Regions from separate parts of the Homo sapiens genome. Here all the other regions are linked to region 4. The links are chromatin contacts, found by Hi-C or POLR2A ChIA-PET in ENCODE. All regions are on one chromosome and are shown on one strand. The core of a region is the stretch at or near the end of the contact, and the rest is flanking DNA. Distances in the headings are between cores, read along the strand shown.

The links. A loop is a pair of places that touch in the nucleus more often than their neighbours do. ChIA-PET counts read pairs that join two places held with the same protein, here RNA polymerase II (POLR2A). Pooled maps may share reads with other maps.
Region 1: a loop to region 4 is called in a map of endothelial cell of umbilical vein, with 8 times the contacts of the local background. The contact joins the promoter of FAM118A here to the promoter of PARVB in region 4. A Hi-C loop is called at or near these places in 1 of 168 maps with a recorded cell type or tissue (endothelial cell of umbilical vein), 1 of 37 single-sample maps with no recorded cell type and 9 of 50 pooled maps.
Region 2: a pooled map shows a loop between it and region 4 (9-fold over the local background). The contact joins the enhancer-like site here to the promoter of PARVB in region 4. A Hi-C loop is called at or near these places in 1 of 37 single-sample maps with no recorded cell type and 2 of 50 pooled maps. POLR2A ChIA-PET finds 5 or more read pairs at or near these places in 1 of 52 experiments (naive thymus-derived CD8-positive, alpha-beta T cell).
Region 3: a loop to region 4 is called in a pooled map, with 10 times the contacts of the local background. The contact joins the enhancer-like site here to the promoter of PARVB in region 4. A Hi-C loop is called at or near these places in 4 of 37 single-sample maps with no recorded cell type and 5 of 50 pooled maps. POLR2A ChIA-PET finds 5 or more read pairs at or near these places in 1 of 52 experiments (GM10248).
Region 5: a loop to region 4 is called in a map with no recorded cell type, with 4 times the contacts of the local background. The contact joins the enhancer-like site here to the promoter of PARVB in region 4. A Hi-C loop is called at or near these places in 1 of 168 maps with a recorded cell type or tissue (GM12878), 1 of 37 single-sample maps with no recorded cell type and 2 of 50 pooled maps.

What each region holds. Positions count from the first base shown.
Region 1 is chr22:45,306,769-45,312,661 of GRCh38, reverse strand. FAM118A (family with sequence similarity 118 member A) reads right to left here and starts at 2,728. Exons shown (of 9, transcript NM_017911.4): 1 at 2,479-2,728. RefSeq lists an enhancer at 858-1,666 and a silencer at 2,383-3,062.
Region 2 is chr22:42,534,218-42,539,825 of GRCh38, reverse strand. All of the region lies in intron 2 of LOC124900479 (a long non-coding RNA gene), which reads right to left. Among named protein-coding and RNA genes, the nearest start is that of SERHL2, 17 kb to the left of the region's middle. RefSeq lists an enhancer at 5,419-5,608. Within about 2 kb of position 2,550, at least 5 of the 41 ENCODE cell types and tissues checked have a DNase peak (open chromatin) inside an H3K27ac peak, as active enhancers do.
Region 3 is chr22:45,773,269-45,778,537 of GRCh38, reverse strand. All of the region lies in intron 9 of ATXN10 (ataxin 10), which reads right to left. Among named protein-coding and RNA genes, the nearest start is that of MIR4762, 15 kb to the right of the region's middle. RefSeq lists a silencer at 843-902. Within about 2 kb of position 2,842, at least 3 of the 41 ENCODE cell types and tissues checked have a DNase peak (open chromatin) inside an H3K27ac peak, as active enhancers do.
Region 4 is chr22:44,023,052-44,025,551 of GRCh38, reverse strand. PARVB (parvin beta) reads right to left here and starts at 1,250. Exons shown (of 13, transcript NM_013327.5): 1 at 1,101-1,250. The coding sequence starts at 1,212. RefSeq lists silencers at 743-952, 1,003-1,052, 1,123-1,242, 1,273-1,382.
Region 5 is chr22:42,930,142-42,936,138 of GRCh38, reverse strand. All of the region lies in intron 1 of PACSIN2 (protein kinase C and casein kinase substrate in neurons 2), which reads left to right. Among named protein-coding and RNA genes, the nearest start is that of ARFGAP3, 76 kb to the right of the region's middle. RefSeq lists enhancers at 1,090-1,605, 1,606-2,122 and a silencer at 5,253-5,332. Within about 2 kb of position 2,503, at least 25 of the 41 ENCODE cell types and tissues checked have a DNase peak (open chromatin) inside an H3K27ac peak, as active enhancers do; they include GM12878, where a contact is called at or near this core.

The DNA.
Region 1 (5,893 bases), core at 1,479-3,978, 1.3 Mb before region 4:
TGCTCTGTCTCCCAGGCTGGAATGCAGTGTCAAAATCTCAGCTCATTGCAACCTCAGCCTTCCGGGTTCAAGGGATTCTCGTGCCTCAGCCTCCTGAGTAGCTGAGATTACAGGTGCACACCACCATGCCCAGCTAATTTTTTGTATTTTTAGTAGAGATGGGGTTCTGCTATGTTGGCCAGGCTGGTCTCGAACTGCCGACCTCAGATGATCTACCCTCCTCGGCCTACCAAAGTGCTAGGATTACAGGCGTGAGCCACCGCGACTGGCAAATTAATCAAACCTAAGGAAGGGTCATGGGAACCCCAACTTGAAGCTGATCGATCAGAAGTTCCAGAGGCTCAGGCTTGTGACTGGTGTCCGAAGGGGTGGAGGGCAGTCTTGGGGGACTGAGCCCTCAACTTGCGAGATTTGATGCTATCTCCAGGTAGTATCAGAACTGAATTGGAAGATACCCAGTTGGTGTCTCTTGCACAAATGACTGCCCGCTTGGTGGCAGGGAGAAACCTCTCCTCACATTTGGTCACAGAAGACATCTCTGTTGATTGTCGTTGAGTGAGATAATAGAAAAAGCACGATGGGTGGTTTTTCCACACACAGGTTCTCTTCAGGACCCCTAGCCCAGCATGGTCCTGGCCCACCTCTGAGACTCAGCCTCTCCCCACCCTGCCCCACTGCGTCCTGTGTGGTCATTAGACTATGGTGAAGCACACACACACAGTCACCATGAAGCACTAAGGCGACCACAGACCCTACGGTAATAGGACAAAAACCTCACTTAAAGTTCAGACCCCAGGCTCAGACAGGAAAGAGCGGGAACCAGTCTTCTGGGCCTGGGCTTTCAGAAGCTTAGCCCCGTTCCAGAAAGCCACAGTCCCCCACTACCACCGCCTTGGTCCAGGTCACCCCCATCTCTCATAGGGTCTTGCTTCCTCCAAAAAAGTCTCCCCACCACAGCCACATGGATGGTTCAAAAACACACCAACTCCCGCCCCTCTCCTCCCAAAGCCCTTCAATGGCCACCCACTCCCTTTAAGTACCAAACCCTCCACTCAGCTTAAACTGGGCATGCTTTGGTCCTGACTGGCTCTCAGAATCACACCCTCTTTCTTGTCACTCCCACCTCAAACCCAGTACTCTGCAAAAGTCCCAGCTTCTCCCATACCAGGTCTCTAGCGAGACACTTCCCTCACTTCTCCCCCTGACCACCTCCCACCTTCCTTCAGCTCAGCTGGATCATTTCTCAGGACAATGGCAGGTGCAGTCGTTCAAGAAAGGGCCAAGGGCACGGTGGGCCTCCGGGAGCAAAGCTGGGTTCTCCGCAGTTAGCATTCACTCCCACGCCACCTTCATTAGGTGTGCTCCAGCCACACCTCCCGCCTTCCAACACTGTGTGCCGTGGCAGCCTCTCTGCCTTTTGACATACTGGCTGTCCCCTGAAACTCTGCCTGGAATGACCCTGGCAAACTTCTCCTCTAGCTCAACCTTCAAGAATCAGCTCACCTGCTGCTTAGCATCTCCTCCCCACGACTCCTAAGACGCCCTCCTTAACACCCACCCCTTCCCAGAATCCCATGCCCACCCAGATGGGTTCCCTGCCAGCGACGACACAGCTTCCTCCAGATAAAAACGACCTACTTGTCTTATGCCCCAGGTCCCTAGGCCCTGACAGCAGGGACCGTCTCATCTCTATTTCCAGTGTCAATTCCTGGAGCCTATCAGGCATTCAAAAACAAAATGTTAGTTCCTTGAATGAAAAAATTAAGGAGGAGACAACCTAAAAGCGTCCCCATGTGCCCTAACTCGCTCCCTCCCCGGTTCGGCCGCCCTCGGCCACCTCAGGTCTCCTGCTCTATAGACTGTCCTGTGGGGCCACCTGAGTCTCAGCAGAACATTAAAACTTAAACCCGGCCCTGCACCTGCAGGCGCGGGGACCACAGCTTAGGAGGTGGTCGTCGGGCGCGCTGTTACCGTCTTAAGTTATCACCAGACCTGGGAACACTTCCACCCACGCCCCGCAGGTCCAGGGACCTCAAGTTGGAGAAACCTAGCCCTGAGATCAGGTCGGAGAGGGAGCCTCAGGGTGGGCGGCACGGGGACCCGGGGTCTCGCGGGGCTAAGGACACTGGGAACCACGGCTCCCCACAGGAAGATGCCCCGGGCCTGGGGGCTTCTGAGGAGGTTGCTGGAAGCAAGTCCCAAGGGAACCTCGAGAGTTTCCGGAACCAACAGTTCTCAGGGCCCACTAGCGGCCGGGGTCCTCAGGGGGTCTCGGAGTCCAGAGAAAATCTTGGAGTTTCGGGGTTCGCGGGCCTGGAGGGGCAGGGCGGATCCTGAGGGGGTCTCGGGGGCAGGGGCTCCAGGGGAAGAGCTGAGAGGGAGTCCTGGGGTGGCCCCGGGGCCGGGGCGGATCCTGAGGATCTCGGGGTCCCCAGGGGCTCCGGATGCAGGGACCGCGGGCCCGCCCCGCCCCCTCACCTGCGGCGCCTCCGAGACGCTGGTCCCAGCTCGCGCTGCCACCTCTTCGCCTCCGCAGCCGGCTACGCCTCCGGGGTCTCTCGGCGGCCGCGCACCCCTGACGCTGGGCGGGGCAAGGGGATGGTTCTCGGGGAGGGGACTGCGCAGGCACGCGGGCTAGAAGCGAGAGCGAGAGCCGGAGTCGGAGCCAGAGCGGACGCCACGCCGCCTCCAGGCGCCCCTCCGCGTTAGCCGGCAGCGGCGCCGCCGCAAACCCTTCCCCCGCGCGCCCGCCCCAGCCGCGTGAACGTTCCGTCCCGAAACCAACGGCCCCGCGGTCCCCGGAGGCCCCGCCCCGGGGAAGGGCGAAGCCAGGACGCGCGCCCCGCCCCGCCCCGCCGCCAGATCCTCTGGCACCGCCCACCTCGGTGACCACGGTCCCGCCCACCGGGGAGGCCACGCCCCCGGGGTCTCCAGCGCAGGCGCGGTCGGATGTGCGGGGGAGGGCTTGCGCTGGGGAGCGCTTGGGCCTAGAGTCCGCGTCCTAGCCCTACCTGGCCCGGCGAGCCGCGCGTCCCGTTTCCTCATTTGCAGAAAGGGGGCGGGAGCACTTTGCAGGGACGTGGCGAGCATCAAGTGCGATCGGAAGCGCTCCTTTGCAACTGCATCCTGCACCACACTTAGGCACAGCTTCTGTCCCCAACCCAGACCTGAGGCTGGTCTCCGTCCCCCAGCAGACTCCTGCCCGCTTAAATTGGCCAGTCACCAGCCCTACCTTCTTTCTTTTTCAGAGTACTTGTCACTCTCCGAAATTAGGTACGCTTGTGACTGGCTCCCACTTCCCCTGAGAGCCGGTACCTTGTCCGTCTTGTCCACTGGGGGTTCCCAGAAGCCAGCACGGCGCTGGGCACACCATGGCCGCCCACATGTTTGTGCGTGCGTGAGTGTCTTCCCCGCGCTCTTCCCTCATCAAGAAATACTCTTCCCCGAGGCTGAGAATTTCTCCTAAAAATACAAGAAATACTCTTCCCCAGCTTAGGTTCGATCCGGCGAGGCCCCCTGACTCCTCGCGCATCCCTGTCGCAGGTGCCGCGTCCGTAAAGGGTGTGATCCTAGCACCTACCTTGTGGGTATTGCGAGGACTGAGATTGTGCGTGGGTGGGCTGGGCACGGGCCCCCTAGCGATCTTATTACTCCTCCTTTGTCTGCCACTGAAGTCTTTTACCTAAACAAGACCCAATCCACTTCCTCTTCCCAGCCTGCCCTGCCCAACCTGGAGTCATTTATTACTTCCTGTCTCCTTGGCACCTTTTTTTCCTGCCTGATTTTAAAGTTGGCTGTTAATATCTCCCCCTACCCTAGCCCACCAGAAAGCTCTCATTTTGTGACAGAAGGTAGTGTTGTGTTAGCGGCCTGTGAAATTTTAGGGGGGGCCAGAGCCCAGAAAACAGTGGGAGCAGTGACTCTGGGATGAAGAGGGCAGCCCCTGGGTGCTCTGTATGTGGGGTCAGGCACTCCCTGAGCACTTTGCATGCGTTCCTTCATGGTGTTCTTGGAACAACCCTATGAGGAAGGCGTCTTCATTGTTATTCCAGTTTAACAAGGGGAAGCTCAGGCCCAAGAGGTTGTGTAGTTCCATGCCTCAGCCCACACATGTAACCACCACTGCATACAGCTCCCCAACCCCTGGAGGTGCGACTTAAATGCAAAAAAAGGCCGGTGGCTCACGCCTGTAATCTCAGCACTTTGGGAGGCTGAGGCAGGTGGATCACCTGAAGTCAGCAGTTCCAGACCAGCCTGGGCAACCTGGCAAAACCTCATCTCTACTGAAAATACAAAAATTAGCCGGGCGTGGTGGCGGACACCTGTAATCCCAGCTACTCGGGAGGCTGAGGCAGGAGAATCACTTGAACCCGGGTGGCAGAGGCAGCAGTGAGCTGAGATCATGCCACTTCACTCCAGCCCGGGCAACAGAGCGAGACTCTGTCTCAAAAAAAATTTTTTTTAATGCAAAAGATATATAATTCAGTTCATGAACACCTGCTCCTGTACTGGGTGCTGAAGCCCGAGACCTGTGGGAGATGTGGCCCCTTCCCTCATGGAGCTCCCAGGCCCCAGCAAGGATTTTGATTAACAGGACCTTATGGGCTGGGTGCTGCCGAGGTCAGTCAGACCCAAGACTCTGCGCAGGGCATCCTCTGAGGGGTGGTGGGACCAAAGCAATCGTAACCTCCAGCCACATTCAGCACCATCTGAGATAGGCTGGGAGCCTCAGCCCCTCCACCCAAAAACTCAGCCAGTCAGCCTTACAAGAGCAAGGACAGCAGGAAGGATGCCTCAGGAACAAGGGCTCCCCTTTTCCCCACATCTGAGAGAAACACAGCTTTTTCTCAGGTTGTGGAAAATTACTGAGAGACACTGCCCCCTGGGCACCTTGACCATTCTGAGTAGATAAGGGGGCAGATATGGCAGGTTGGCAAGAGGTCAGCGTGGTGCTGATGTGTGGGTGTGACACATCACTGGGCACTGTGGGGTGTCCGTGTCTGTCCCAGCCTCCACGCAGCCGACGTGAGCACAGCTCACACTAATGAAGATGTATGTGCACAGCAAGCCTTGTCGTCAGGAGCCCAGCGACCAGACCTAGTCCATATCTTTCCTTTTTAAAAGTTTTCAAATTAAAATATATTTTTTAAATTTTTAATTATTTTTCATGGAGACAGAGTCTCACCATGTCTCCACCAGTCCAGGCTGGTCTTGAACTCCTGGGCTCAAGTGATCCTCCCACCTCAGCCTCCCAAAGTGCTGGGATTACAGGCATGAGCCACCGCATCCAGCCCAGACTCAATCTATTTGTGTATTGAGGGTATCTTGAGGGGCGTTGGTGCATTTGGAATGTACATACCTGTGTGTGGGCATATACACTACTGTGAATTGAGCACCTACTGTGTGTCAGGCGCTATTCTAAGCTCTTCATAGGCATACCTTTCCTCACTGTCGCTGCCACCCTGCGTGGTAGGTGTTATTAATCTCCTTTAACAGACCAAAAAACAGGCTCAGAGGCGTTAGAGCAACTAGTCCGAGCTGGTAAGTGGGCATCTGCTTGGAATTGCTGCCAGGGTCTGTCTGGCTGCAGAAGGAGCTTTGTTTTGCACTGTCAGAAAAGAGAGAGCCAACAGATTCACAGGCAGGGTCCCTGGTGGGATGCTCTAAAGAATGGACAGAAAGGACACCAGAGACCACATAACAGTCCTCCCATCCTGGAGAGGAAGTTGTTGCTTTATTCTCTGGACAAACCCACATCATAACACATATATGCCCTGCACCGGTGTACAAGAACACACCCCACAGAGATAACACGCACCATGCAATATACACCCTCACACTGTGTGTGTCATTACACATACATGCTGTAAACACACTCATGGTAAAGGAGCTA
Region 2 (5,608 bases), core at 1,301-3,800, 1.5 Mb after region 4:
CACCCACCACCACACCCGGTTAAGTTTTTGTATTTTTAGTAGAGACAGGGTTTCATCATGTTGGCCAGGCTTGCTTCAAACTCCTGACCTCAAGTGATCCACCCTCCTCGGCCCCTCAGAGTACTGGGATTACAGGGGTGAACCACAGTGCTGGGCCCAGAATCCATTTTGAAGTGGAGCCAACAGGATTTGCTGCTGGGTGTTGTGAGAGTGGGAGGAGTCAGGGATGACGCACGGGTGTTGGCCTGAGCAGCTGGAGGAAGTGAGTTGCCGTGAGCTATGGGCACAGCCAGAGCTGGCTTTGTTGACTGTTTTATCTGATGCTGACCAGCCACTGACCTACTCTTCCTACAGATACATTGAGACTATCACACCGAGGGCCCACGGGCTTCGCTGGTCCGAGACCAAGTGTCCTTTCTCTTGAAGTGTTTGCATAATGTCTGCTTCAATGCACTGTAGGTGGTGTGCACTGTAGAGTTTCACTCTCAGGAGGAAATTTATTCCACAACGGTAGCTGCACGTGTCTACCCAAAGATATTAACTTGCTGTGTTACCGACTCCTAGCATTCCTTAGGACTGTATGGCTTTGAACTTCATCTGAGGCTTCTACACTCTGTGGCTTTGACTTGGCCCTCCTCTGCTACCTGTGGTGATTCTTAGGGGCTGGTACAATTCTTTTTTGTTGTTGTTGTTGTTGTTGAGACGGAGTCTTGCTCTGTTGCCCAGGCTAGAGTACAACGGCGTGTGATCTTGGCTCGCTGCAACCTCTGCCTCCTGGGTTCAAGCGATTCTCCTGCCTCAGCCTCCCGAGTAGCTGAGATGACAGGCATGTGCCACCACATCCAGCTAATTTTGTATATTTAGTAGAAACGGGATTTCACCATGTTAGCCAGGCTAATCTCGAACTCCTGACCTTAGATGATCCGCCCGCCTTGGTCTCCCAAAGTGCTGGGATTAGGGGCATGAGCCACCGCGCCTGGCCCTTTTTTTTTTTTTTGAGACAGAGTTTCACTCTTGTTGCCCAGGCTGGAGTGCAGCAGTGCAATCTCGGTCCACTGCAACCTCCGCCTTCCAGTTTTCAAGTGATTCTCCTGCCTCAGCCTCCTAGGTAGCTGGGATTACAGGCACCCACCACCATGCCTGGCTAATTTTTTGTATTTTTAGTAGAGACGGGGTTTCACCATGTTAGCCAGGATGGTCTTGATCTCCTGACCTCATGATCCGCCCGCCTTGGCATCCCAAAGTGCTGGGATTACAGACATGAGCCACTGCGCCTGGCCTTTTGTATTTTTTAGTAGAGACGGGGTTTCACCATGTTGTCCAGGCTGGTCTTGAACTCCTGACCTCGTGATCTGTCCACCTTGGTGTCCAAATTGCTGGGATTACAGGCGTGAGCCACGGCGCCCAGCTGTTTTTTGTTGTGGGTGGTGGTGGTGGTTTGTTTTGTTTTGTTTTTGAGACAAGATCACCCAGGCTAGGGTGCCGTGGAGCAGTCATGGCTCACTGCAGCCTTGAACTCCTGGGCTCAAGCCATCCTCTTGCCTCAGCCTCCTGAGTAGCTGGGACTACAGGCACACACCATTACACCAAATTCAGTAGCTTCAAATAACACCCATTGTTAGCTCACAATTCGGTAGGACTGTAATGGATTGAATCATGACTCGTTCTCCCCACCAAATTCACATGTTGAAGTTCCAACTCCTACTACCTCAGAATGTCATCTTATTTGGAGATAGGTTCTTCTCAGAGGTGAACAAGTTAAAATCAAGATATCAGGCTAGGCCATATTCCAATATGACAGGTGTCCTTAGGAAAAAGGGAAATTTCATTATACACATCCAGAGAGAACATCAAATAGAAACGATGTGGTTATTTATTTATTGAATCAGAGTTTCACTCATGTTGCCCAGGGTGGAGTGCAATGGCACGATCTCAGCTCACTGCAACCTCCGCCTCCTGGGTTCAAGCCATTCTCCTACCTCAGCCTCCCGAGTAGCTGGGATTACAGGCGCCCACCATCACACCCGGCTAAGTTTTTGTATTTTTAGTAGAGACGGGGTTTCATCATGTTGGCCGGGCTGGTTTCAAACTCCTGACCTCAAGTGATCCACCCTCCTCGGCCCCTCAAAGTACTGAGATTATAGGGGTGAACCACAGCACTGGGCCCAGAATCCATTTTGAAGTGGAGCCAACAGGATTTGCTGCTGGGTGTTGTGAGAGTGGGAGGAGTCAGGGATGACGCACGGGTGTTGGCCTGAGCAGCTGGAGGAAGTGAGTTGCCGTGAGCTATGGGCACAGCCAGAGCTGGCTTTGTTGACTGTTTTATCTGATGCTGACCAGCCACTGACCTACTCTTCTTACAGATACATTGAGACTATCACACCGAGGGCCCACGGGCTTCGCTGGTCCGAGACCAAGTGTCCTTTCTCTTGAAGTGTTTGCATAATGTCTGCTTCAATGCACTGTAGGTGGTGTGCACTGTAGAGTTTCACTCTCAGGAGGAAATTTATTCCACAGCTGTAGCTGCACGTGTCTACCCAAAGATATTAACTTGCTGTGTTACCGACTCCTAGCATTCCTTAGGACTGTATGGCTTTGAACTTCATCTTGAGGCTTCTACACTCTGTGGCTTTGACTTGGCCCTCCTCTGCTACCTTTGATGATTCTCAGAAGCTGGTACAATTTCTTTTTTTTTGTTTGTTTGTTTTATTTTTTTGAGACAGAGTCTTGCTCTGTTGGCCAGGCTGGAGTGCAGTGGTGCGATCTCGGCTCACTACAAGCTCCGCCTCCCGGGTTCATGCCATTCTCCTGCCTCAGCCTCCGGAGTAGCTGGGACTACAGGCGCCCGCCACCATGCACAGCTAATTTTTTGTTTTTTTTAGTAGAGACGGGGTTTTACCGTGTTAACCAGGATGGTCTCGATCTTCTGAGCTGGTGATCTGCCCGCCTCGGCCTGCCAAAGTGCTGGGATGGGAGTCTTGCTCTGTCGCCCAGGCTAGAGTGCAGTGGCGCCATCTCGGCTCACTCCAGTTCTGCCTCCTGGGTTCACGCCATTCTCCTGCTTCAGCCTCCAGAGTAGCTGGGACTACAGGCAGCCGCCACCACACGTGGCTAATTTTTGGTATTTGTAGTAGAGACGGGGTTTCACCGTGCCCGGCCATAGTTATTCGTATGTTTATTGTTATTATTTTGTCTTTTTTTAATTTTTAGAGACAGGGTCTTGCTGCATTGCCCAGGTTGGAGGGCAGGGGCTATTCATAGGTGCGATCCCAGCCCACTGCAGCCTCAACTCCTGGCGTTGAGCGATCCCCCACCCCAGCCTCCCAAGTAGCTGGGATTACAGACACATGCCATTGTGCCCAGCTTGTATGTGTTTTCTGGGGTCATCCATTCCTTTAGCAAAAATGTGTTGAGCACCGGTGGAGCAGCAGTGCACCTGCCCAGGAGGCCCATGGCATGAGGCCGAGTGCAAACAGAAAGGGAGAGTAATTTCCTGGACTTTTACGAAGTGAGGCCCAAGGTTTGAACAGAATGCCCTGGTGAAAGGTTAGCTCATAGACCCCGGTGTGAGTTGAACTCTTAACCTTGTGGAGCAATAAATGAAGGCCTCCAGATATGAAATGATTTGCTTGGTGTCTCCTGCCTGCAACCTGTACATTTTTCTTCTAGACCATGCCTATTGTATTCTTGATTTTTTTTAAAAGACTATTTTGGGGAAACAGTTTTAAGTTCACAGCATAATTGAGAGGAAGGTACATTTATATGATTTTTAAACCTTGGAGGAAGAGGAAATTTTTTTTTTTGAGAGAGAGAGTCTCCCTCTGTCACACAGGCTGGAGTGCAGTGGCATGATCCCGGCCCACTGCAACCTCCGCCTCCCAGGTTCCAGTGATTCTCCTGCCTGTAATCCCAGCACTTTGGGAGGCTGAGGCATGCATATCGCTTGAGGGCAGGAGTTCGAGACCAGCCTGGCCAACATAGTGAAACCCTGTCTCTACTAAAAATACATAAATTACCCAACATGGTGATGCACAACTGTAATCCCAGCTACTCGGGGGGCTGAGGCATGAGAATTGCTTGAACCCGGGAGGCGGAGGTTGCAATGAGCCCAGATTGTGCCATTGCACTCCAGCCTGGGCAATAGAGCAAGACTCTGTCTCAAAACAAACAAACAAACAAAAAGTCTCAGAAAGGGAAATGAGCCATTGCAGAGAACAACTGTGTTTTGTGAGCGGGTCCCAACAATGCCACCACCAGGAGCGGGTGCCGCCCGCTCGGCCCCTGCAGAGCCGGGGACCTCAGAGGAAGGGGTGCAGGTGGCGGGGAGGGCCAGGCTGCAGATGCGGGGCCTCATTTTGTTTCCTTGTAAAGTGAATTCCCCAAAGGGTTCTGATGCTTTTGCTTGGCAGAGCAAGGGAAAATAAGACATTTTAAATGGATTCCATTGTCTTTCCTGGTGACAGAGCAGCCTCCCCAGCGTGTTTCCGTGTCTCTGTAGCCCCGTGAGAGCAGTTGCTCCCTTCTCCTCTTAAAACGCGGCAATAATGAGTCAGAAGAAAAAGTGCTTGTTGCCAAAGGCTGATTATTATAGGTCTCCGAGCATTCTGCATCCACCTGCTGAGGAAATCATGGCTTTGAGTGTGCAGAGATTTATTGCCATGCAAGTTCATTTGCAAGTTTAGAAGATAGGAACAGACTAATATTGAACTACAGAGGCAAAGATGGTAGAGTGTTTGAAGGGGTGCAACACAATTTTAAGATCCAGCCAATTCTCCCTCTCATCTCTCCTTCCCAACCCAAGGGCAATAACATCCCGCATCCCCAGGGCCATGCTCTGCATAGCTCTATGTAGCTGGCACATTCTCTAGGACTTGAGCTAACTGGAGCTTGGGGTCCTTGGCGATGACAAGCATGATATGCAGGGCAGCTCTCATCTCACAAGACCAGCTGGTAGGAAGCCCTTCCAAGACGTGGGTGGCCCTGAGCTTGAGCTTAGCTCAGGCAAAGTGGGAGATTGGAAAGAGAAGTGGAGGCAGGCTGGCCATCTTCCTTTTCTCACACACCTGCTGTGGCCTTGAGGAAGTCCTGTAAACTTTCAGGGCCCCAACTACCTCCTTCTCCAAATGGCTAGTGGCCTCCTTGAGCTCCTTGAGTAGGGCCACAGGCCACAGCAGTGAGAGTCCGCTGGGGGGTGATGAAGTTTTAGGGAGCCCAAGGCAAAGCAGCACACAGTGTGAAATACCATTTCATAGCATGAGCTTGTGTGTATGCCAATTAGCTGGTATAAAGATCAAGGCCAGGCATGGTGGCTCATGCCTGTAATCCCAGCACTTTGGGATTCTGAGGAGGTGGATCTCTTGAGCCTAGGAGTTTGAGACCAGCCTGGCCAACATGGTGAAACGCTGTCTCTACAAAAAATAATAATAATAATAATTAGCCGGGCATGGTGGCAGGTGCCTGTAACCCCAGCTATTTAGGAGGCTGAGACAGGAGGATCACTTGAGCCAAGGAGGTCAGGGCTATAGTGAGCCATGATCACACCACTGCACTTGAGCCTGAGACTCTATGTAAAAAAAAAAAAAAAAAGAAAAGAAAAAAAGACAAACCA
Region 3 (5,269 bases), core at 1,593-4,092, 1.8 Mb before region 4:
ACAGAGGTTCTACTTTGTTTTACACATTAACAACCCTATAGTTAGCATAATAACGAACACACTGAGCATGTACTCTACTTATGCTTTACAGGTATCATATATTAATTCATCTCATCCTCCCTAGGAGGCATGTACAATTATCCTCATGAAGATAAGTTTCACTGAGACGCAAGCTCCATAAAGGCCAGTATTCGTTCACTGCTGTATTTCCTGAGCTTGGAGCAGGGCCTGGCACATAGTAAGTTCATAATATATACTCACTGAGTAAATGGATAAATGACATTAATAGGGGAAAAATTAAGGTACAAAGAGGTTACAGAACATGATCAATGTCATACAGCTATTGCATAACACAGCTGGGATTCAAACTACTGAGTTTTTTATTGCATTAAGTCAGGGGCCAGCAAACTTTTTCTGTAAAGGGCTAGAAAATAAATAGTTAAGACTCTGCAAACCATACGGTCTCCACTGCAACTACTCAACTGTGTTGTTGTAGTGTGAGAATGGCCATAGGCAATATTAAAGAAATGAACACAACTATGTCCCAATAAAACTTTATTTACAAATAGAGGCCCACAGCATAGTCTGCTCACCCCTACATTAAATCCTCATAAGAATCAAGCTCTTTCCACTACACCTCATGGTCTCTATGAAAGGGAGACTTGCAGACCATTCATGCAGTAGGAATTTGCTTTTGCATTTTTAGGCTATAAAGCAGAATCTCAATTCTCATTTGCATCTTGAAATCAGAACCATGACTCCAGCAGGCAGCTAGAGCTTAAGTGAACAGGCAGGTGCGGAGGGGTGCGTGCAAGTGCACAGACATAGTTAATCCAAAATCTGTTTTCACAAGAAAATCTGACCTTACATTAAGCACTGTGATCTGGAAACAATGCAAAGACTCCATCTGGAAGACAGGCAGGGCACAGGATTGGCCATTTCTGTTCTCATAAGGAAAACAGCCTAACCAAACTAAACACTAACCTGGTTAAACGTGAGGCTGAACATAGCTGAATGCATTAATCATCAGACAGGACAATAAAGGAAAATATGCAAGCTCTCTCCCAACTGTTTACCACTTGTATTTTTCTTGGAACAGAAATGCATTTTATATATTATATGAACCTGTAAAAAACACATACCTGGTAAAACATTTGAACATATACTCTAGATCAAGAGAATACTAAAACATGAAATATTCCATCATCATTAAAGAATTTTGAGTTCACAAAGGTTTAAACACCCACCCGACTCCAGCTATGGTAACAACGACATAACAGAAACTAAACAGCACTTTATGCTAACTGGATATAATCTTGATAATTATAGGCTATTCAGTGTGTAACAAAGTATGACAAACCTCTCCCTAAGGCTGATCCATCTCAGTAAGTAAGGTATCACTTAGGAGTAACATGGCAAAGTTTGAACAGGAAAACCCAAATGAATTATTTTTCGAAATATAAAAGTAGCTTTCTGGTTTATTTAAAATTAATGCTCATGCATACATAAAGTCATTCAAGTTCATCGTTGTCCACTATTCAAATGACATAAATATTATTTGCCTCAAAAAGTTCAACTTGATACATTTATTGAGAAATTATGTGCAAAAATGATGCATAGGAATAAAAAGCTGAAAACGGTACAGATCCTTCCATGAAGAAACTTTTAAAAACTCTTGTCTCAGAATCACTGGCAAAAACATAATTTAATTAGAATACCAATGCTTAAAAAAACTGGCAGCAGCAGTTAGTATTTTGGGTGATATTCATATACCAAGCATCACGTGATATACTTTACATATATTATCGTTTGTGTTTATAGCAATGCAGCAAGACATAATGCATGATTTTCATTTTCTCTATTGAGAAAGCTAGGGCTCAATTACTCTTGCCCCAGATCACACAACTAGTGGGCAGCTGAGCCATGCAGGCTTCCAAACCAGGCTGCTTGGCCTTCAAGTAGAAACTTCTCTTCCATATCAGTTTAATTGCCTTAAAGCAGGGTTCCAACTTTGACATTAAAAAAAAAAAAAGGTATCAGGGAGTGCAAATTATATGAAAAACTTCATATGGCTGTGGGTGTGTGAACTTTCCTGAGAGGGGAAAATTTTAAGGGGTAAAAAATGAAAGGTGGTCAGACAAAATATCCATGTCACGCATCACACCTGCAGACATGATCATCTTCGTTTTAAACACCTTCTTCAGTGACATGCTTATGAAAGTGCTTTATAGAATGGAAAGTGCTATCAAAAGATTGGTTGTTATTAACAAAGCAACAAGTGGGTGGTTTATGATTAAGGTAAACCATGGTCCACATTAAGTTTTAGACAGAAAGAAATGGAAACAATCACTGAAGCCTTTACACAACGGGTGTTTTTTTATTCTGCAAACTACTACCTCTGGTTAACCGTAGGCTTACAGAGTATATCACCATCTTGATTTCGAGGACATGAAAACTAAAGTTCAGAAAGGTAACAGGACATGCTCAAGGGTGGTGATGCACAGCCCTGGGTTCCCTGAATTGGGTCCCCCTCCAGCAGACAGGTCAAGTGTGGGTCAAGGACGGAACCAATGGGCTGTGGAGTGGCCACAGATGTCGGTGCCCATGGTGGCTCCACTTAATCTCCGGGAGCTCCAGGTTTCAAACACCAGCAAACGGATGTTAATGTTACCTCCCGGCTGGCTGTGAGGGGCGGAATGATCTATCAGGTTAGAGGCTGTAGAATATTTATTATTGGTGCTACCGTGCTAAATAAATCGGAGACCCAGGTCATGACATGAGGCACTAATGAGGAAGTAAAACTTGAAGCATGGAAACTACTCAACCGCTGTTTTTCACTAAATCTCTCTCAATAACAATACTGCAAGTCACATTTTTATTATAAATAGTCACACGAAGGAGAAAAACAGTGTCATTACACAGGCTAACACTGACGAAAGCCATGTTTGGCAGTCACCTAATTCTAACCATATTTTCCAATATTAACTGCATTTTAATAAAACTGAGACACTACAGAATAACTATTTCTGAACCTGCTTCAACAAGTAAACAAGAAAATGTTTGAACAGAATAAAGACAACTAAATATGGAATGAATATAAACTTTCAGCAAGCACCCACCCGTTCTACAAACCCTCACAATGTTTGTGTTTTCCAACTTGTCTCAATTTCTTACAAAATCTCCATGAAGCCACTTAAGAGAGGGTGCACCTCAGCTAACAGGCCCTATGTTGAGGTCCAGATGTGAACACAGGGACAGGGACACAGCCCCATGCCCAGGACCAGTAGCCTCCTGTTATGTCCAGCCCTCCCAGTCCTCCATGTGCACACATCTGTCCCCTGCCCACTGCCATCCCCTCCTTCTCTAGGAGTGGTAAGGACTGAGGGCCAGTGTTTCTCAAAGAAGGCCCCAGACCAAAATTCCCACCTCTAGAAATGGTGGAGTCCTAAAATCTGCAGAGTGGATAAGTGCTTCTGGTAATACAACACTAAAGTTTTACAAACTACCAGAAAAAGGGATGGGGAAAAGGCAAAACAAACAAACAAAAAACTTTAGTGTTTCTCCGACCCCTGCCTTTATTTATTTATTTGTTTGTTTTGAGACAGAGTCTCACTCTGTCACCCAGGCTGGCGTGCACTGGCGTGATCTTGGCTCACTGCAGCCTGCCACCTCCACCTCCCAGGTTTAAGTGATTCTCCTGCCTCAGCCTCCCCAGTAACTGGGATTACAGGCGCGTGCCACCACACTCAGCTAATTTTTGTATTTTTAGTAGAGACAGGGTTTCACCATGGTGGTCAGGCTGGTCTCAAACTCCTGGCCTCAAGTGATCCGCTCACCTCAGCCTCCCAAAGTGCTAGGATTATAAGCGTGAGCCACCGCGTCCAGCCCCCCTGCCTTTATTTTGTAAAAAACATTAAACATCCTTTCTCTTTTTCAGGAACCTGACATGGAAGATTTCCTAGAGTTGGGATCCTTTGCTGTACAACACTGGTCAGGACTGGAGAGGCAGGGAGGTGTCAGGTGGACATCTGGAATTTCCTAATAGCGATCTCCTCTTACATCAAAGTAGTAGTTCCCCTCTGCCTGTAAGGCAGACTTCATTTCCAACATAAGGAACAGGAGACCTGGAGCTCTCCCACAGGACTGCTTGCTCGCACACTGTGTCTGCATTATCTGTCTCACTCCAAAATAGCGATGCAGGGACTGGTAGGGACAGGCTGCCATTCCAGACAGGTGCAGCTCCTGCTCTCACTCTACTGGACAGATGGCCATGGTCAACAGTCACAGAGTTATGGAGGCCAAAAACTCCCCCAGCAGAAATGCCAAGTAGGAGGCAGGTGCCCCACCATGCCTACTAAGGCAGGGCCACCCCCAGACATTAGCAGGCTGTCACAGTACTTCCCAGAGTGCCAGCGCACACATGCACATGCTGAAATGGTGCTGGCTGAAGCACATGGCATCAAATGGTTCTTTCTGTCTGCAAGACCTGAAGAGGGGCTGTTTTGATGGCTTCATGTTTCTTACAATTTGTTTCTACAGGCCATTCTCTCTACCCAGACAGGACTGCAATGAGAAATCTACATAGTATCCCACTAATGGGAAATCATTACATAGAAATACACCTGTGGATAAACCCATCCTTCTCTTGTTCTTCCAATGGTTGAGTCTTTTAAAACAAACAAACAAACAAACATCAGTTCATTTCTTTTTTCTTTCTGTGGTTTTGTTTTTCTTGTGATTATTTTTTACTGTTTCTTCAGGTTTAATAATTCTTCATTCAGGCCAGGTGCAGTGGCTCACACCTGTAATCCCAGCATTTTGGGAGGCCGAGGTGGGTAGATCACCAGAGGTCAGGAGTTCGAGACCAGCCTGGCCAGCATGGTGAAACCCCATCTCTACTAAAAATACAAAAATTAGCCAGGCATGATGGTGCAGCCTGTAATCCCAGTTACTCAGGAGGCTGAGGCAGGAGAATCGCTTGAACCTGGGAGGTGGAGGTTGCAGTGAGCCGAGATTGCACCACTGCACTCCAGCCTGGGTGACAGAGCGAGACACCTATCTCAAATAAATAAATAAATAAATAAATAAATAATTCTTCATTCAGTAAAAAGTAGGTTCTGTTCCCATTTAACCCCCACAGAGAAGAAGGCAGGCAGGGACATCACAGCATGATCAAATAAGGCTTGTGACTCAATGAGACATAAAATGGCAATAAAAGGCATACAAATTGGAAAAGAAGAAATAAAACTTCATCCTTATTCACAGGATA
Region 4 (2,500 bases), core at 1-2,500:
ACGCATCCCTGGGGGCACAGGCATCCCTGGGAGAAAATGTCTGGGGAACCAAGCGTTCCCTGCACTGTACAAAAATCCTGGGGAGCAGGTGCATGGGGGCACACACATGCCTAGAGGCAAATCTGTCATATGTCTTCCCGGGGCACACACATCCCTAGGAATACAAGAGTCCCAGGGAAGAAATGAATGGGGGACCTGCATCCCGGGGTACACTAATCCCTGGAGGCACAGGAAGAGTTCCCAGGGGATATGTCAGGCCCAGGTGGTTTAAGGAAACCGTACTGCATACCCGCTATGGGAGGGCTCCTTCCCGGGGACCCACCTGAGGCCGGCCTTTCTCCATCTGCCTTTCCACAGCAGCTCCCCTCACCTCTCACCAATCCGAAATCTCACTATAGGGCATGGTCCCGGGGCAGAACCTCCCCACCCAAGCAGAAAATTCCAGAATGTATCTCCCAGGAGGCCCTGGGCAAGCGGTACACTTAAAGACACCAGACTATCCCTTGCAACTCTAACAATCTTTAAAACGTACGAGGTTGGTAGTGTTTCGTGAGCACACGCAGTAAAAAATTTAAAAAAAAAAATTTTTAATGGGATCTCTGCAATTCTTGCTCGCAGGCCTCCCAGGCCTCAGCCCTGCACGCCCTGAGCCCCGCACCCTGCAGGGCGCCCGCGCAACACCCAGTAGTGGGTCCCCCAGGCCGTGTCTGCCCAGAGTGCCCTGCACACGTGAGCGTCACTGCTCATGGAATGAACGGTCACCCCGCGCGGCTGGCTATGCCGCTGGCCCAGGGAAGAGCTGAACACCCGGCAGGCAGAGCAGGCGCGGGCCCCGCACGGTGGCCCGAGGTCCCCGCCGCGCAGGCGCCCGCACGCGCGTTTGGCAGACTCCGGAGGCCACCGCGGCCCCACGCGCCAGGTCCCGGCCGTTGTTTACGGGTCCTGGGTCAAAGGCCTGGCCTGTCCCGAAGGTCGCGCAGCCGCGTGGGCCGGGCGGGGTGCGTGGGGGAGGGCGGGGGCGGCCTCGTGGGGCTCTAGGGCCGAGGGCGGGCACCGCCGGGCAGGTCCCCGGGGGTCGGCGGGCGCGGGCGCGCACTCACCCTCGCGCGCCCTCCGCTTCCTGGCCAGGGTGCCGCCCAGCTTGCCCAGGAACGACTCGTCCTTCTTCATCCTGCGGGGCCGCGGGGTGGGCGAGCGCGGCGCGGAGGACATGGGCCGCGCGTGGGGCCGGCGGCGGGCGCAGCGCGTGTGGAGCCGCCCGGTCGCCCCGGGGAGAGGCCGAGGGCGCGGCCCCGCCGCCGGCCCCCGCCCCGGTCCCGCCCCCGCCCCTGGCCTGGAGCGCGGCCCCGGCGTCCCGGATGCCCGAGGCCTGCTGGTCCCGGCCAGAGCCGTCCCCGTCCCGCGCCGCCGCTCAAGCTCAGAGAAGGGGCGTGGGGCCACCCCGGGAGCGGCGCAGCCTTTTCCCTACGCGTTGGAGCCCTGGGCTCTGCTCGGCTCCGCTAGTGGTGCCGGATCCAGGCGACAGCGCGACAGACACCATTGCCACGTGGGTGCAGCCTCAGGACGTCCTGAAAGCCGGAGAGAATCAGGTCACACGAACGTGGCCGGTCTGTTGTTAAGCTTCTGCCAAGAGCCAGGCCCGGGGCAGGGGGAGCCCTTCAGAACTGGGAATTGTCCCTACCCACGGGAAGCTTAGAGGATGGAGGGCAATGCGGGGCACAGGTCATTGGCCTGACCTCCAAGGGGAGTTCCAGGAGTTGTTTCTGGAAGAGGCGACGGGGAGGCCCCAGGAAATGGCTTGCAGGCCGGTACCATGAGGTGAGCAGAAGAGCAGGCCCTGGGGACAGTGTGGGGTGCCAGGGAGGGGAGAGGAGGGGAGACAGGCCTCGCATGTGTTGGAAGCAGAGGAAACGGCTTCATCCCGAGGACTGCCAGACAGGGCTATTTTTATTTTATTTTATTTTATTTTATTTTATTTTATTTTATTTTATTTTATTTTATTTTATTTTATTTTGTTTTGTTTTATTTTATTTTATTTTTTTAGACGTAGTCTTGCTTTGTTGCCCAGGCTGGAGTGCAGTGGCACAATCTCGGCTCACTGCAACCTCCACCTCCTGAGTTAAAGCGATTCTCCTGTCTCAGCCTCCTGAGTAGCTGGGATTACAGGTGCACGCCACCACGACCGGGTAATTTTTGTATTTTTAGTAGAGATGCGGTTTTGCCATGTTGGCCAGGCTGGTCTCGAACCCCTGACCTCAGGTGATCCGCCTGCCTCGGCCTCCCAAAGTGCTGGGATTATAGGTGTGAGCCACCATGCCCAGCCTAGATACCCAGGCAGGGCTTTGAGCTGTGATGTCACAGATGTTGCCTCTGGCTGATGGCTGCTCAGCAGGTGCTGGAGACAGAGAAGGCACAGGCAGGCGGACGGTGACTTAGGAGAAAAGCAAACAGATTTCTGAGATGCTCACAGCCAGAAGCCCCAGCCTTGAAGAAGTAGGAG
Region 5 (5,997 bases), core at 1,254-3,753, 1.1 Mb after region 4:
GTTCACGCCATTCTCCTGCCTCTGCCTCCTGAGTAGCTGGGACTACAGGCACCCGCCACCATGTTCGGCTAATTTTTTGTATTTTTTTTAGTAGAGACGGGGTTTCACCGTGTTAGCCAGGATGGTCTCGATCTCCTGACCTTGTGATTCACCCACCTCGGCCTCCCAAAGTGCTGGGATTACAGGCGTGAGCCACCGTGCCCTGCTGGAATTCTGTAGTTTTCAACAGGAAGAATGAAGTGATAGAATGTACCTGGGTAACGTGGCCAGTAAGACTTGATGGCTAGGTCATCTCTCAGGGGTGCCATGGAGCCCCTGGGATGCCTGGGACTCTCTGAGCTCTCCAGGTCTCATGCTGTCTGAGGGTGCTGCTTGTGGGGCCACCTGTGTTCCCTCGGGACCAGTGTGTTTCAGTGTCTGGCCCGTGAACCTGTTCTCAAGTTGCCCTTGTCTCTGTGGAAACACTTTTTCCTCGAAGCCAGTATTTGGGATTTTGGTAACAAGCCAAATTGAAATCTCAGTGATTATAGGACTTGATGAATAATTTGTGTTGCAAAAGATTGAAAAATCATCCCTCACGAAGTCCATTTTAAGTGTTGCCTAAGTACAGTTACTTCATTGAAACTGCTCACCAGCTGGTGGCAAAGCTTATGTGGAAACAAGTTTTTTGGTGCTCTGACCCTAGACAAGACCATGAGTCTGGAGCCATGTCCACAGTAGGTCTCCGCACATGTGGAAGAGGGGCAGTCTGTGCAGGAGAGCCTTCTTCCCCCCACCCCGCCCCATGGGAAAAGGAGAGAAATGGTGAGTTAGGTCAGGGGAAAGGGAAACAGGGAGGAGGCAGGTCCTCGATAATCAGGAATATGGCGCAGACACTGCTGGACTCTGAGGTTTCCTAAAAAATTCATGCCCTGGGCTGGGCACGGTGGCTCACGCCTATAATCCCAGCACTTTGGGAGGCCGAGACGGGCAGATCATGAGGTCAGGAGATCGAGACCATCCTGGCTAAAACAGTGAAACCCCGACTCTACTGAAAATAAAAAAAAAAAAAAAAAATTAGCCGGGCGCGGTGGCGGGCACCTGTAGTCCTAGCTACTCAGGAGGCTGAGGCAGGAGAATGGCGTGAACCTGGGAGGTGGAGCTTGCAGTGAGCCGAGATTGCGCCACTGCACTCCAGCCTGGGCGATAAAGCGAAACTCTGTCTCAAAAAAAAAGAAAAAGAAAAAGGAAGAAAGAAAAGAAAAGAAAGAGAAAAGAAAGAAAAGAAATCCATGCCCTGGCTCCATTTTTTCTTTCAGTGACCCTCACTGAGGAGCTGTGGGTACCGTGATAGGCACTAGGGAAGGCAGGTGACTCGAGTATGGTCTGATCTACCAGGGTTAACAACTTGGTTGGGGAAAGAGGAATGGGGGCCAAATAATGGCACCATAGAGGAACTATAACGGGACAGTGGTGGGCAAAGGGTCACTAGAACGGTGGGGGGCTTCTTGGAGGAGATGACACTCAAACTGGGCCTTGCAAGGTAGGTGGGAGTTGACCAGCAAGGCGGCAGTCTCAGGTGGCAGTGTGCTGCACGTGTGGCTATCAGGGCCAGCCCATGAGGGGCAAGGCTGCTGGGCAGGCTGGGAAGCCAGAGTGGGGAGGCCCCAGGAGGTGTTCTGTGTGCAGCTGCCACATTGAAAGGTGTGCAAGTGTAGTTGGAGGATGTGCAGCTGAGGCAGGGCCCAAAGGAGGGGGAGTACACAGAAGCCAAGAAGGGAAAAGAAGGGAAAAGGCGATCTGCACACACACAGTGCCTTGAAGGTCTTGCGTTTCCCGTAGAAATTGTGCTGTAGCTCTTTACCAGATTGACTGGTATTTGGGCACACAGTTGAGCATACTCTGGGCCTCGGTTATATGTTTTGAATTTAGTATGGTTTTTATTCAAAGCCTCAGTGCTCTCTGCACGTTTCCATACTCCCATCTCAACTCTAAAACATATAAGTTGTTATTCAGATCAACTTGCTGGTAAAATTAGAGAAAATTTCAAAGCTCCTTTTTACTCTCTTTGTCTCACATTTCTCCAATGGGGAAAAAGCCTGGAAGACAAGTGTGTTAAAGAACTGGCTGTTCTTGTAAGTATTTGAGGAGAACAGTGTGAGTCATTGTAGCTTTTCACTGGTATTTGAGTATCCGGTTTATTTTTAAACAGTTCTGTGAACTGGAGTTTCTTCCATAGTTTCTGTTACCATGGCGCCATAATATTTCCTCGTCTGCTTGTTCATACTTTCACACACTTCAGCATCACATTTACAATTCCTTACAATCAGAATATCTTATTCATAACTTCCAAGAATGTTTCTCCAGCTGCAATAGCATTTTTCTCCAAATGGGAAAAGTCCGTTGTTCTGCCACTTGCAGATGCTGGGAAGAAAGAGGGTCTGGTTCTGTGAAGGACGGTGCAGGGTGCGGGGGCTGTGAGGGCCCCGTTGGGGTTTGAGTGGGTGGACCTATGTCATCTGTGTGGAGCCACTTCCCCTTTAGGCGCCACGGTTGAGAGTATAGGACGGACAGGCTGCTGCTTTTGCTTGGGAGGAGTTGGTGTTATACATTTTGGTCTAGACATCTAACAGACCACCCTTGGTTCTTTGGTCCCCTCAAACATGAACATGGGTGTGTTCTGTTGCTCTTATTTATTTTGTCATTTATTTTTGGACTTGAATTGAGGCTTCCACTTTGGGCAGGTCTCTTGTTTTGAGAATCTGCAGTCCAGAGAAAAACAATGCTGGGCTTGGCAGTCACTGGTGAAGTCGGCTTTGCCCGCCCTCCAGGCATGCAGGATTATTCAGAGAGGTACCTTTCTACATCTCATTGCTTTGAGAAATATATATTTCTTAAAGAGTTGTTCAGGATTTAAGGAAAGTTGGGGAGGTATATGGAACCATAGAGATAGTTTGTTTCCAATTTCTTAAAGTCTTAGACCTCAACTTTTCAGGGATAACAAGGTTTTCCTCTGACACATAAAGATAATAATAGACTAGGTTCTGAATATGTGCTTTGGACTTAATTATGGGAACTTGGCTTTGCCAGGTGTTTTCAAATTCTACTGTAAATATAAATGCTGATTCAATGATACAGCAACTCTTGATACTTGAGAATTTAAAGTGCTGCGTAACTGATTGGACATTTCGTCTCCTAACACAGTTGGTTCCTCTGATTCAGAGAGGACCCCTTTTTGAAGATCAAAAGCAAAATAAAAGTGTGGAAAGTGTGGACTTCTAGTGGCATGTGGACAGGGGGGTGTCCTGGGGGCTGCCCAGGAGGCTCCAGGTGGGAAGTGCTTCTGACTTAGTGGCTCTACAAGCTGGCCATTGTGGAAGAATTGGCTTTTTCCTTTTTTTTTTTTTTAGAATTGACTTTGTAAGAATCATCAAAAAATTGTTTTGCTCTCAGCTCAATAAACATTTGTAGTTAATAATCCGAGTAACTAATCTTTTTTCTCTCCTGTGTAATCCAAGATATGTCAGTATATGGTCTTCGTGAGTAAAATTGATACCAATAGTACATTATCCTAAAGGTCTTATTTGATATCCTTTTATCAAGTCAACACTTTACTGTCCCACCATTTCACTTGTAAAGATCCCCAAGTGTGTCGCTGTCAGTTTCAACAAATGTTAGAAAGGACCTGTTGTCATATGTGAGATACGCTTCTGGAATTCACTGTCTAGAGGGGAAAGCAGACTGTACACAGGTAAAAACTGAGGTAGTGGTATGTGCTTTGAGGAAATATAAAAAGAGTTAGAAGGTAACAGGCTAGAGTTGGTGGTGGTGGGAGGTGTGGCTAGATTCTCTAAGGGATGCCCCAAATGGTGTGAGGGGGAGCCGGCCATACGCTTGTCTCAGGGAAGAACATTCCTGGCAGAGGGAACAGCATGTGCAAAGGCTCTGAGGCAGGGATGAGCTTATTATGTTGAAGAAACAGAGAGAAGATCCTGTGCTGGGACAGAGAAGGGCCAGCAGGTAAGGGAGAGTAGTTGGGGAATGGGTGGAAGGGCAGGCAGGGGCCGGGTCATGACGGGATTTGCAGTACAGCGGAGGAGTTAGGGTTGAAGTGATGTGATGGTTTAGAGAAGGGAAGTGACATGATTTGAGTATTTACAAATATTGCCCTGAAGAGGCTAGAAACTGGAAGTGAGGATAGGTTTTCTGTTCTCTTTAACGTTGAGTTTCCATGGGAAAACATTAAACGTTTTCATTTTAGCTTTGAAAATTTAGGGTTATTAATACCACCTGTGTTCCTTACAATTGGGGGTTTTGTGACATTTTCTGGGCTGTTTTGGAAGAGAGGGATTGTGTAAGTGAATATACCCTGGTTGTTAACCATAATAATAACAACGTGATCTCTGCATGGCTCTGTTAAATTAAAAAATGTAACTATTAATAGTGTGTGAAATAGTTCTCAGCCTAGCCAGCAGCTGGAAGATTACACATTATGAGAAACTCATCAAGTTTAAACCACATGGGGATTTCTGTGTAGAAATATACCAGTTCCTCCTTCCTTCCTCGCTGTTCCTGTTTCAGGGCAGCCATCGGCTTTGTGGAGCCCTCTGAACCCTGGCTGGTTCCATTGACGCTGACTGTGTTCCTCCACTACCTTCCCATCACCTAAGGTCTCTTCTGTCTCGGACACCTCCTGCCTCTCCCACTCTGCACCTGCCCCATTCCCATCCAAGGTTCACCTTGGTGTCGCTGGCTTGGAAGCCATTTCCTCACTTCCCTGGGTGGAAAGCAGCTACTTCAGTCCTCCAACAATCCCAAGGAGTGGTAGGCAGTGTTAGTTTTGTTTTCTGGATGAGGAAACTAAGGTTCAGGAAGGTTAAGTAACGTGCCCCTGGTTACCCAGCTGGTTTGCAGCAAGGCTGGGATTCATTCATTGCTGCTTCTCACATATCATTGCCTCGTGTAAGCCAGGTGCTGTGCCCAGCCGTGGGATACAACTGTGAACAAGGCAGGTGTGAGTTAGGTGTCTGCCTCCCTCAACACCTTGAGCTGTTTGAGCAGGCAGGCGTCTGGAATAGGCATGCAGTGAACACTGAGCGAATGAATGAGTGAATGAAAGAATTCCTGTCAACATTCTACTCTTGTTGGACTCGGGTTGGCATGCTGCCTCCCTTAGCATCCAGCCTGTCACTCTTCAGAGTCACGCACACGTGACTCACCTCTGCCTTTCCTTGGTGTCTTTTGTTGCCTGTGTCTCATGCAGGAGGCAGCACAGCCTGGTGGCTCAGGGAGGCTCTGGAGCACCTGGTCTGGGTTTGAATCCAAGCTCTGCCCCTTACTAGTTGTGTGACTTGGGCACGTTATTTAAACACTCTTATGCCTCTGTTTCTTCATCTATAAATTTACTTTTGAACTTGAACTGTCAAAAACTTTCATTTTTTAATTCTTAAACTTTCCCACTGACCCAAACCAGATTGAGAAATTGGATAACCAAAACCATGGAGGTATTTTTGCTTTTTATGAGCGTGCCTTTTGTTATTTCAAAATGACCTACTTTCATACTTCCAAATGCATTTTAGAAACATTTTGATTAATTTAAAAGACAATCATTTTCAAAATTAGTTTATTGAATAACTTTTTCCCTTGTTTATGTGGTGTGAACGTGGGTATCCATGTACTTCTTGGGTCAGGATTGAGTGGGTGCCTCATCTGTGCTAGGCTCTGCGTGAGACACGAGGACAGGAGGGTCCAGAGAAGGTCTGAGAGCTGAGACAAAGGTGCTGAGTGTGTCCAGGGCCCAAACCCAGAGGTCCTGGTGCTGCTGCATGTTGTGGCTGTGGAATTGGGGCAGAGAGCACAGGTAGCAGGAAAGTGTGTGAGTTAGGCTGCATGTCACAGAGACCCTCAAAATAATAGTGGCTTAAAGAGAAGTTTATTCCTCTCATCTGCAGAGTCCAGAGGTGGCATGGCTGGTGGGCACACCACACTGTCAGAGACCTAGACTTCCTCTGTCTCGTT